2 separate regions of the Homo sapiens genome follow, and region 1 is linked to region 2. The links are chromatin contacts, found by Hi-C or POLR2A ChIA-PET in ENCODE. All regions are on one chromosome and are shown on one strand. The core of a region is the stretch at or near the end of the contact, and the rest is flanking DNA. Distances in the headings are between cores, read along the strand shown. Region 1 has its middle 55 kb from the start of FRMD1. Region 2 has its middle 8.0 kb from the start of FRMD1.

Region 1 (5,702 bases), core at 2,476-4,975, 45 kb before region 2:
ATGATTCATTTCTCAGAGCATATCCCCATTATGAAGTGACTCCTGACTGTATTTAGATTGAGAGATACACAATTTTTTAATTTTTGTGATAACTGACGTAATAATTTTGCATATTTATAGGACATAACATGGTATTTTGGTACATGTATACATTGTACAATGATCAAATCAGGGTAATTAGCATACCCATTATCTTAAACATGTATCATTTCTTTATGATGAGAACATTCAAAACCCTCTCTTCTATTTTGAAATGTACACTGTTGTTAACTTTAGCCATCCCGTCACGTGACATCAGAACTTATTCCTCCTAACTGTAGTTCTATGCCCTTGCTAATCTCTCACCACCCCCACTCCCTACAACCCTCCCCACACTCTGGTAACCACTCTTCTATCTCTCACCATCCCCACTCCCTGCAACCCTCCCCACCACCGTCCCCACTCCCTGCAACCCTCCCCACCACCGTCCCCACTCCCTGCAACCCTCCCCACCACCGTCCCCACTCCCTGCAACCCTCCCCACCACCGTCCCCACTCCCTGCAACCTTCCCCATGCTCTGGCAACCACTCTTCTACTCTCCACTTCCATGAGAACAACTTTTTAGCTTGCGCATGTGAGTCAGATCATGTGGTATTTGTCTTTCTGTACCTAGATTATTTCACATGATGCAATGTCCTTCTTGTTCATCGTGCTGCTTCAGATGACAGGAGTGGAGTCTTTTTACGGCTGAGTAGTATTCTCTTGTCTATACATATCCACCACATTATCTCTGCCCACTCCTCCAGTGTTGGACATTTGGGTTGATTTCGTGTCTTGGCCTTTGTGAGTGGTGCTGTGGTGAACGGGGGAGTACAGGTGTCTCTTTGACGTGCTGACTTGAGTGGTGCCCAGGATGTGGCCTTGTGTGGGAGAGACTGGTCTGTGAAGGAGAAGTGCGTCACTCACTCAGTCCCAATCGCCAAGCTGTACTCAGGGCCTGCCACCTGCTCTCCAGGGTCATAAACCTCCCCTAAAATAAAGTTGTAACACCACAGGGATTTCAAGGGAAGGTTGGGTCTTCCTTGCTCACACACTGCTATGCGTTGAGTGTATGTGTCCCTCCAAAATGTAGATGTTGGAACTTAAGCCCCAAGATGATGGTATTAGAAGATGGACCCCCCAGGCTGGGCGCGGTGGCTCACGCCTGCCATCCCAGCACTTTGGGAGGCCGAGGTGGGTGGATCATGAGGTCAGAAGATCAAGACCATCCTGGATAACACGGTGAAACCCTGTCTCTACTAAAAATACAAAAAAAATTAGCTGGGCCTGGTGGCGGGTGCCTGTAGTCCCAGCTACTCGGGAGGCTGAGGCAGGAGAATGGCGTGAACCTGGGAGGCGGAGCTTGCAGTGAGCCGAGATCACACCACTGCACTCCAGCCTGGGTGACAGAGCGAGATTCCATCTAAAAAATAAAAAAAGAAGATGGACCCCCCCAAAGGGGATTAGGTCATGGGGGCTCTGCCCTCATGGGTGGGATCCGTGCCCTCGTAGGAGGGCCTGAGGGAGAGAGTTCGCCCCCCTCTGCCCCTCCGCCCACTCTGATGTCAGGACACAACCACAGGTGCCAGCTCGGAAGCAAAGAAGAGCCCTCACCCCACACTGAACCTGCTGGCACCTTGATCCCGGACTTCTCAGCATCCAGAACTGTGAGAAATCAATTTCTGTTGTTTAAAAATTACCCAGTCTAATGTATTAGGAGTGGGAATGGATGGAGACATACACATCACTTACTTCACTTACTTCACTTCCCTCACACCCAACCCTGTATGACTCCCACCCCTGCATCCCCGAGTCCTGTACATACACCCAGGCTGGGCGGGCTTGACCCACTCACCCCTGCACCCCTGAGTCCCGTACATACACCCAGGCTGGGCGGGCTTGACCCATTCACCCCTGCACCCCCGAGTCCTGTACATACACACCCAGGCTGGGCGGGCTTGACCCACTCACAGTTCTGGCCCAAAGTCAGAGAAGCAGGGACTCTCAGGCTCCAGCCCTGAGATCAGGCCCAGCAGGGGGCTGCACGGTCATCACAGGGACTGATGGGGCCTGCCTGACCACCAAGTGGCTGCATCTGACGACTGGACGTCCACGCTGGAGCACCTCCTTCCAATCACCCGCCACAGGGCTCCTCTTCTGCGCCAGCATGCACACCCTCCTGCACACCCTCCTGCACACCCTCCTGCCTCCCCTGCTCTCCTTTCTGTAGGGATTTCACTTGCCTCATCGGGAGGTGAGGAATGGAGGATGTGAGCATTCTTGCAGGGACTGCTTCTGGCAGGGGGGAGCACAGCTGCAGGACCTCGCACCAAGGCCACGGCCGGCCTCTGGTTAAAAGCAGTCTGTAAACCAATTTGGGTTCTCGCCTAACCCAAACTTCTCCAGGCTTTGCCAGTGTTTAGGAACAAACACGATCGTGTGAACAGCAATCATTAGAAATGCACCTGCCCTATCCCCAGCAGCTGCAAAGCCCTCCCCTGGGTGCTCCTGGGTCCTGGGAAGTGTGGAGAGAACACGTGCAGATCAGCCCTGCAGGTGCAGACACTTCTCCAATCCCTGTGGCCTCAACCCAGTGGCTGCAATATGCATCCCTCACTCGGTCTACGTACCAGCAGCTGCAGTGTCCACCCCTCACTTGGTCCACATCCCACGTCCCAGAGCCTCGTGGGGACACAGCTGCACATTGGCCTCTGTCCAGAGTGTGCAGGAAGAGAGGAGAGTGTCCGGTTGAGGGGCTCGGCCCCTGTGACACCCTAGAGAGGTACCTGAGGCTGTGCTCCACCACACTTTCCAGGGTTCAGGGCATTTTCTAGGATGGGACTTTGTGTCACCTTCAGCCCTCTTTGCTTAGCATCCCAGCCATGTGTCCAGAGGACAGATGGGGGCTGGATTTCCACCCAATGCCTACTGGTTCAGGGGCATCTGGTCTGAGACCTCAACGTGTCACTGAGTTCTCCAGGCACGTGATACTCAGCGGCCAGCAAGGGCTTCATGGACCCAGGGGCAGCTAGCAGGGCTGTGACACCGGGAGGAGGCCATGCCTTCAGGGACTCCAGCTCTGAGTAGCCAGGAGGAACATGCAGTGGACTCCTTCACGGATGCTGGTGCAGGAAGCAGAGCTGAGAACCAGCAGGTCAGCAGGGGACAGCTCCGACAGCACAGTGAACATGTGAAACAGAGAGTCACCATTGCAGGTTCATCCGCTCTGCCTGAGGACATGAGCACGTGTCCCCAGCAATAACGTCCACTGGACCCTAGACAGGCTTTCCCAGTATTCACTATCAGATGAGAGTGTGCAGGTTAGAGTTTGCCAGCAGAAGCTGTTCTACACAGTTGAGATTTGGTTCCTTTTTTTTTTTTTTTTTTTTTTTTTTTGACACAGGGTCTTGCTATGTCACCCAGGCAATTATTATTGGAAAATTACTCTTCCTGCGGAAAATGAAACTGCAGCTTGGGTTCCACAGCCTTCTTCCCGCGCTGCCTCCAGGTCTGGGTATCTGAGTCAGAAGAACAGCTTGGCCTGCAGACCTGACCCTCTCTTAGTTGCGTGTAGGCATCTGCAGGCTTATCCAGGGGGTCAGGGGGGCCCTGAGCCTTTGGCTTCCTAGCCAGCTCCGGACGGTGGTGCTGCCGGCAGGCCCAGCGGGCTGCGCTTTCCTGACTCAGCTGCTGGATGGCGGCCTGCAGTCTGTGAGCCGCGCCGGATTGACGGCCCTGCCAGTGAGCTCCATCTGACCCCACAGCTGCTTCTTTAACTCCTTCTTTTTCAGTGACCATGCAGTATTTACAAGGCACGTTCAGAGTTTATCTTTGAGACCAATTGCAAATCAGAGCGGTTATATTTTAAATGTTTTAATTAATTCTTCTAAAGTCCCTTTTCCTGAGTTACTGTCCGTATCAAGGCAGAAAGGCACCCCAGCTCGCCTGGAATCTCAGGCATCAGACAATGGTTCTGGGACAACCCAGTAAGTGGAGAAGCACCGAACAGCCACCAGATGGCAAAGTTGATTCGACGAACAGGACCGGGCACAGGGGCCGCCAGACAGGCGACGTGACCGGCACCCTGATGTGCGCCGCATTGCTCCTGCGGCCCGGGCAGGCGTCCGATCGCCTCGCATCCCACCAGTCGTCTTATCACCAGGCGGCTCCAATGTCTCTGAGGCAAGCAAGGGGTGATTCATACTGTGCAGCTTTCAGCAAATCCTCCCAGCTTGTTCCCAAGCCCTGAGTCCCGGCGTTGAAGTTTGAGAAACAGCCGCAAAGCAGGATGAAACGGTGCAGCCCATGGGCTGGACGCGCTGATCTTACGGGGATCAGCCACGACTGGAAAACACAGACGTGCTGTTTCTCCTCAACAGGAAGCCCGATTCTGGGGAGTGCCTACAGCCCCGAGTGGGGACAGCAGTTCCAGGCGGAAGGTGCAAAGTCGCCCTCTGTGATGCAAAAGCACTGAGGTCAAACCTTAGGATCCCAGCGCAGCTTGAGGTGAAGGTCCCTGTTCCCTTCCAGCCTTGAAAGGAGAAATTCCCAGGAAGACACAGGAAACGAGTTTGCATCTTACAGGAAAAGAAGCTGAGCCACCAACAGCCAACTCCTGCTACAGAATCCTGTATCCCTCATGCATCTTTACTGAGTGCCTGCTGTATGCCAGGCAGCTTTGGCAATGGGGTTACCGTGAGCAGAACAGCCCTGGTGCCCACCACTGGGGAAGGCGAGACAGCCCACAGGTAACTCCAGGTGTGGTCAGTTCTAGGAGACAGGATGCAGGGTCAAGGACACTGAGTGGGCCCTCCTCCAGCAGCCAGGTGACCTGAACTGCAGACCTGGGGACTCAGATCAGCTGGCTGAGAAGGAGGCAGGAAGAAGGCTTTCCAGGTGGGGGGATGGGAGAGCCAGACAGAGGCCAGTGCGGCCGGAGCTTAGCAGGCAGGGAGGAGAGCAGCAGGAGCAAGGCAGGCAGAGAGACAGGGCAGACAACTATCCCTTCCTCGGACACAGGAATCTCCTAACTTCTCTCCTCCAAACTCTTCCCCAACCCACTCCTGGCCTCAGCCCCCTGCCCACCTGAACCCGCTGCTATCAAGGTCACAGTGACCTTCTCATTACAGCAGAAGCCTCTCTGTCCACATCTATGTGACCTCTGGTTACCTTCCCACTTGCTGACCATCGGCTCCTCCCCAAAACACACCTGTCTCAGCTGCCCCAGAAGATCCCACCCTCCTGCTTGCAGAAGGAACCAAGCTTCGCCTCCACCTGGAGACCCAGAGCTCCTCCCCGCTCTGCCCTGATGCCTGCACTCCGTGAGCCACTTCCATGAGCCTCCTTTCCATTTAAACGCCTTTGCTGTGAAATGGTGGCGGGAGCGTCGAGTACGAGCCGGGCACAGTGTGAGACCTCGGTCCTGACCCGGGAGCTTACGATCACAGGAGGCAGGCAATCAGCAGAGCAGCTCCCAGGCAGCATGATGGGCCCGGAGCACAGGTGGAGAAGCAGGGCAGGAAGGCTCACAGAAGGGGATGTTTGGGCTGGGTTTTAAAGGATGTGTAGGAGTTCATTGCTCACAGGAGGGGCAGTGAAGAAAAAGAAGTGGCAGGGACAGGCCCAGGGGTGTGAGACGGTGGGGGTTAGGGAGGGTGCTGTAGGAGCAACTGGGAAGATTGGG
Region 2 (5,963 bases), core at 613-3,112:
ACTCTAGAGCCCATTGCCAACATTCAGGAGGGAGACGAGCCAACCAGGGGTGGGTCCCAGTGGTGGACGTGGAGGTGGGAACGGGGTCAGATGGAGGCTGGGTGGGTTCTGGGGGTAACGCCGCCGGGATTGGCTCACTGTCTGGACGCGGGGTGGAGAGCCAAGCTGAGACTGAGAGACTGAGTCCCGCATCCTACAGCCTGAGCAGGTGGAGGATGGGCTGCGAGTGCTGAGCAGCTGCTTTTCCTGCCGGCGAGGAGGGCAGCACGTCCCTTAAATAAACGGATGACAGGGCACCACCAGCGCCAGCGGGATTCGTGCCCCTCCATGGGAGCGTCTGTTCTCACTGCGGGGCTCACGTGCTTTCCCTCACCTGCCCCGGCTTCCCGCTGATTTTAGGAGCAGAGTTCCATTTTCTAGTGAAACCTGAGCAGTGTCTCTGTGTAAAACAGAGTTGCTGTGCCCGTCCGCCTTCGATTTTCCGCTCCCCGCTGGGCGGCCCTCAGGAACTTCCCAGGGACCTGAGGACAGACGGGGCCTGCCCCAGTGCTGCTGGAAGGGGTGCACCCTCATAGAGAATTCAGAAGCAGCAGTGAAGCTGCTGATGGTCGATTATCTGTGCACAGTGACGGTAAACAGTGTGCGTGATAAACACAGCTGCCTGGAGGCGGCCATTCCTGCCTCGGTCCTCCTCCACCTGTGTCCTGGAGGTCAGCTCCCCATGGGAGAGGACAGCCGACCAGACCCCAGGCGCCTTCTCAAGGCTGGTCCCTGAACGAAGGAGGAAGCGGCCACAGCCTCCTGAGAGTCCCTCCAGGGCCACGGGCCTTAGAGGAGGAGCTGGTGTTGCTCCACAAAAACGTTCTCTAAAAACCACTGTGAGGCTGACAGTGACTGTGCCCCAGGGGCTGTGACACACCCTGGGTCCCTTCACCCACTGGCAGCAGAAGGATCTCCCTATACAGCTGAGGGAGCAAAGGCAACAGAAATCCAGGGACCCCCAGGGAACCACTGGCGGAGGCTGATTGGGTTTGAACCTGTGCCCGGTGTCAGGGCCCACTCTCACCACCCAGTGCAGCCCCCCAGGCAGGCTGCTGGCCCCTGTGTATGGCCCTGGTGTGGGGCCAGCCCTGGGATGAAGTTATTTTATTTCCCAAATTGTACCCTTCCCCTAAGCCACAGCTCCCATTCCCCAGGAGCCAAACTGGCGGGGAGGACTTGGGCTCTCAGCAGGGCACGTGTGATCAGTGTCTGAGAGCAGGCCCAAGGAGTGGGGAGGTTGACAGGCAGGCCGGTGGGTCACACGGACACAAGGAGTGGGGAGGTTGACAGGCAGGCCGGTGGGTCACACGGACACCTGGTTAGTAGCGCATGTGTTTATGAGAGTTAACATTTGCCTTGCAGTGGAAGGCTTGTGCTAGCTGGTGCTGTGTGCAGGGGACAGCAGTAAGAGGGTAGCCTGGGGGTTCTGTCTACAAAGCCCTCCTGCCTGGGACAGGAGTGACAGGGTAGCCTGGGGGTTCTCTCTACACAGCCCTCCCACCTGCCTGGCTGCAGCTGACCCTGCCTGAGCCTCTGGCCCTCTGGTCCTGATGGGTTCACAGCTCCTGTCTTCCTTCCAGGAGGTTAGAGCACTTTTTAGTGCTGAGTTAACAGCGGCAGCAGCTGAGGTCCCACAAGGCGAGTGTTTATGCCTGAGAAGATCAGATGCCGGGGGAGGCAGCAGGGAGAATTCCAAGCATCTGCCCTCTGGGTGGAGGGGAAAAGTCCAGAGCTGAGGCAGCAGTAGCAGCTGAGAGGCCTTTGTGCTCGCCTTGCCTCCCGGCCACTCCCCCGCCCGCAGTTTCTTTCCAAGAATAAAATCCAATGACTCTGGAGAGCAGGCACTGAACCCGAGCACCCAGGGGCCTCTGCCTCCCAGCAGGGGCAGGTGACGGCGGGAGGGTGGTGGCTGCAGTCTTCGGGCTCACATAGTCCCCACCCTGAGACCCCAGCCGGAGCATCCCAGAGGCAGCATGGGCCCTGACGTCCCCCACCAGCTTCTCTCAGCCCCGGCTTTCTTATCTCTAAGATGGGAACGAAGAGCGCCCTAACCCCCAGCTTGTTGTGGGGTGAGGGCCTGCGGGGGAGACTCGGAACCAGAGGGAGAGAGCCTTTTCGGGGCAGGGTCCCAGGGGCTGAGAGGCCCTGCTGGGAGCACACACAGAGCCCCGCCCTCACTGACACTCTGTGTCTGACCTGCTGGCTCATGCCGCCCCTCCCAGGTCCTGAGGTTCTCAATCTGTGATCTGGGGCCAGGGTTGGAAGCACCATGAGAGGGGTGGAAGTGTGAGGGTCCGGGGGTCTCCGTGCCCAGACGGGTGGTGAGGTCAGCGTCCTTGGGGACCCTGGGAACAGCGGTAGAAGGGGATGGACCTAGGAATGGGTCCTGCTTCAGCCCCTCTTTAAGGGACGTGACCCAGGAGCCCAATCTCCCCAGAGAGTAGCCTGAGAGCCTGGGAGTGGGATGTCCTCACATCTCACATGCTCCACACGCCAGCCCGTGCATCTCACATGCCAGCGCACGCATTGCACACGCCAGTCCACGCAGGTCAGAGCTCTGAGTGGTGGGAGGAGGGCCACTGCACCCTCACCTGGACAGCAGCCTGCGTTCTCCCCACAGAGCCGTCTCACGATGTGCGGCTGACAGGGCCCTTTAACCTCTCTGTGCACCTGGGTTGACTGACATTGTTATCGGAGTGGGAGACTCTGCTGACCAACATGTACCCCACTCTGTAGGAGGAATCATTTGCACTGTCTGCAAAATTTCTCACATAAAAAGGTGAAATAAGTTCGGGCACAGTGGCTCATGCCTGTAATCCCAGCACTTTGGGAGGCGAGGTTGGCAGATCATTTGAGGTCAGGAGGTAGAGACCGGTCTGGGCAACATGGAGAAACCCTGTGTCTACCAAAAAATACAAAACATTAGCTGGGCATGGTGGCTCCCGCCTGTGGTCCCAGCTGCTCAGGGGTCTGGGATGGGAGAATCGCTTGAGCCAGGAGGCAGGGGTTACAGTGAGCCAAGCCCACACCACTGCATTCCAGCCTGGGCAACAGAGCAAGACACCACATGAAGAAAAAAAAAAAAGTGAAACAAGACTGAAATCAGTGGTTGAAAACCAGGCCCAAGGGAGTGTGAGCGGGGAGAGGTGAGTGGCTGGTGAGCGCAGGGCTGAGGTGACCACAGAATCGGGGACTGCTCTCTGAGGCGGCTGGGTCACTCCATCAGGCCTCAAGGAGGAGGGTGGCTCACTCCAGGCAAAGAGCAAAGGTCCTGGCTAACAGGTGCCCAAGGGCACAAACCAGAGCAGAACGGGGTCACATGGGCTTCACCCCGGCCCCCACAGTTTCCATGGAACATCGTGCCATCCAGTGTGGGGAGACAGGGAGAAGCCCAGCTTGTTCCACAAGGACAGCAGTATGGGGATGCCGAGGGGGGTGACAGACGACGGCCCAAGGGATGCATGATCAGGCACAGCCAGTGGCCCATGTCCACAGTGGGAACATGGGCGGCATCCATGCTGGGGACATGGGTGTCCACACTGAAGATGTGGGTATCCATGCTGGAACATGGGCAGTGTCCACACTGGGCACGTGGGTGTCCACACTGAAGATGTGGGTGTCCATGCTGGAACATGGGCAGTGTCCACGCTGTGGATGTGGGTGTCCACACTGAAAATGTGGGTGTCCATGCTGGAACGTGGGCAGTGTCCATGTTGGGACATGGGCATCCATGCTAGGGGTGTAGGTGTCCACACTGAAGATGTGGGCATCATGCTGGAACATGGGCAGTGTCCACACTGGGCACATGGGTGTCCACACGGGTGTCCACACTGAAGATGTGGGTGTCCATGCTGGAACGTGGGCAGTGTCCATGCTGGGGACGCGGGTGTCCATGCTGGGGACGCGGGTGTCCACACTGAAGATGTGGGTGTCCATGCTGGAACATGGGCAGTGTCCACACTGGGAATGTGGGCATCCATGCTGGGACATTGGTGGTATCCATGCTGGGGTATAGGTGTCCACGCTGGGGACATGGCTGGCGTCCCTGCTGGGGATGGGGTGGCTCCAGGGCCGGAAGGCAGGCAGCATCCCACGGAGCCCTCATGACAGGGAGGTACGGGGCCACTCTGTTTAATGTGTGTGAATTCTATGTTCTACTCTTTGCACTTTTTCGCCAAACTTTGAATTTTGAAGTGATTCACCATTAGCACCCAGCACAACATTCCAGAAGTTCTGCCCTAGTCCTGCAGCTCTGCGGTGTGCCGAGGGACCACACGGGCTTTGGATGCTGTGGCTGGGCGATAGGGAGCCATGGAAGGCTTTGGATGCTATGGCTGGGCGATAGGGAGCCATGGAAGGCTTTGGATGCTGTGGCTGGGCGATAGGGAGCCATGGAAGGCTTTGGATGCTATGGCTGGGCGATAGGGAGCCATGGAAGGCTTTGGAGCAGGGACACCTGGGAGGCAGTTGCAGATCCCCCTGCAGTTCTCACGGTGGCCATGCTGGTGGCCACGCCCTTCCGTCCAGGCCTCCTTGGTCCCTTTGTTCTCACAGAGGTTGTGGCTTCATTGAAAGTGACCGACCTCCTCTGCACACCCCCTGGAGCCCAGTGGCCCGTCCTGGGGAGCCATGGTGGGGCGTGTGGCTGTGGGTGGCCATTCATAGAAATGGCAAGAGGGGCACATTCCCAGGGGCTGGAGTGCCCAGAGGCCCCCCACAGCTGTCCCAAGCCTTTGAGAGGGCTCCTCCGATGTCCCCGCCACAAGGTCTCCCTCCCTCCAGGCGGCCTCACTGTGGCCATGTGGAGGGAGGCTGGAGTGTTGGCCATCCTGAGCCAGGCGGCTGCCACTTTCTGGAAGGCCTGGTGGAGTCAGTTCCTGCAGCTTCCACACTGTGCATCAGGTGAGAATGGCCTGGCTCCCCACAGGCCCTCAGGTTGGGGCCTTTCTAGTTCTCTAGGATCCAGGTCACCCCTGCATCCTGGTCTGCAGTTAATGACTGCCTGGCTCAGGGACTCTATTCGGGGCCAACCGACTGCTCCAAATATTCCTTATAACCAGAAGCTGGGGACTGTGGAGCTCAGTGGTGGTGGAGGGACCTGCCAGCCCTTTGTGGGAATGTGTCTGCTTGGCACAGACCAGGAACACGGGAGGGAGTGACACCCACGTCCACGGGGCCTGCAGTGGGTCCCGCCCTCCCCCAGCAGCCCACTCCGCTGCTGCAGCCCCTCAACCTTTTCTGCTGCCAGCCCCCTGCTGTGGCTGTTTGGTTGCCACCCTCATTTGGGGCAGGCCTTGCTCTCTCCCTGTGATGGGGAGGAATGAGGTGGGAGGCGGGACCTCTCGACCATGGGACGCCTGCTATGTCCTGGTCTCAGAGTCAGTCTTGGTCTTGGGAGGATAACACAGAAGGGACAAGAGGGCTTTTTCCCTACAAAATTCCGCACACTTGTCATTCCAAAGGGCAGGTGAGTTTGAGCCAGCGGGGCTGCAGGCGCTCTCACGGAGGGAGCCGGGTCCTGCACGCCTGCCTTTGTTTGGGAGCAGCACAGGGAGGGCCCACGGGAAGAGGCAGTCTGGGGACCAAGCTCAATGCACCTCCCCCACGAGACTGCATCTCTGGGGTTTTCTTCTTGGTCCAGGGGCACCCCAAAACCCTGCCGTCCAGCCCCCTTCTTTGTGGGATTTGTTCTCCTCTAACAGATGGCAGGAGCAGCATGTCAGGGGCATTCTGTAATTGTTGGCTCTCTATGGCTTTTTTAATTCAGCAGTTAATGTGTTTAACTGAAGACACACAAATACACTGTCCATCATAATCCGACACGCGCAGTGCTAAGAAATAACTTACCTTCCCCACCTGCCCTGGAGGCTCCTAATCCTTTTTCCTTTCTAACTAAAGCATGGGTTTCATGCCTTCATGAT

The links. A loop is a pair of places that touch in the nucleus more often than their neighbours do. ChIA-PET counts read pairs that join two places held with the same protein, here RNA polymerase II (POLR2A). Pooled maps may share reads with other maps.
Region 1: a map of Caco-2 shows a loop between it and region 2 (4-fold over the local background). The contact joins two enhancer-like sites. A Hi-C loop is called at or near these places in 5 of 168 maps with a recorded cell type or tissue (Caco-2, HepG2, IMR-90 and 2 more) and 2 of 50 pooled maps. POLR2A ChIA-PET finds 5 or more read pairs at or near these places in 2 of 52 experiments (H1 and WTC11).

The regions. Positions count from the first base shown.
Region 1 is chr6:168,131,399-168,137,100 of GRCh38, reverse strand. No RefSeq gene overlaps it. Among named protein-coding and RNA genes, the nearest start is that of FRMD1, 55 kb to the right of the region's middle. Within about 2 kb of position 3,725, at least 8 of the 41 ENCODE cell types and tissues checked have a DNase peak (open chromatin) inside an H3K27ac peak, as active enhancers do.
Region 2 is chr6:168,084,235-168,090,197 of GRCh38, reverse strand. It overlaps a transcript of FRMD1 not described here. Among named protein-coding and RNA genes, the nearest start is that of FRMD1, 8.0 kb to the right of the region's middle. Within about 2 kb of position 1,862, at least 3 of the 41 ENCODE cell types and tissues checked have a DNase peak (open chromatin) inside an H3K27ac peak, as active enhancers do.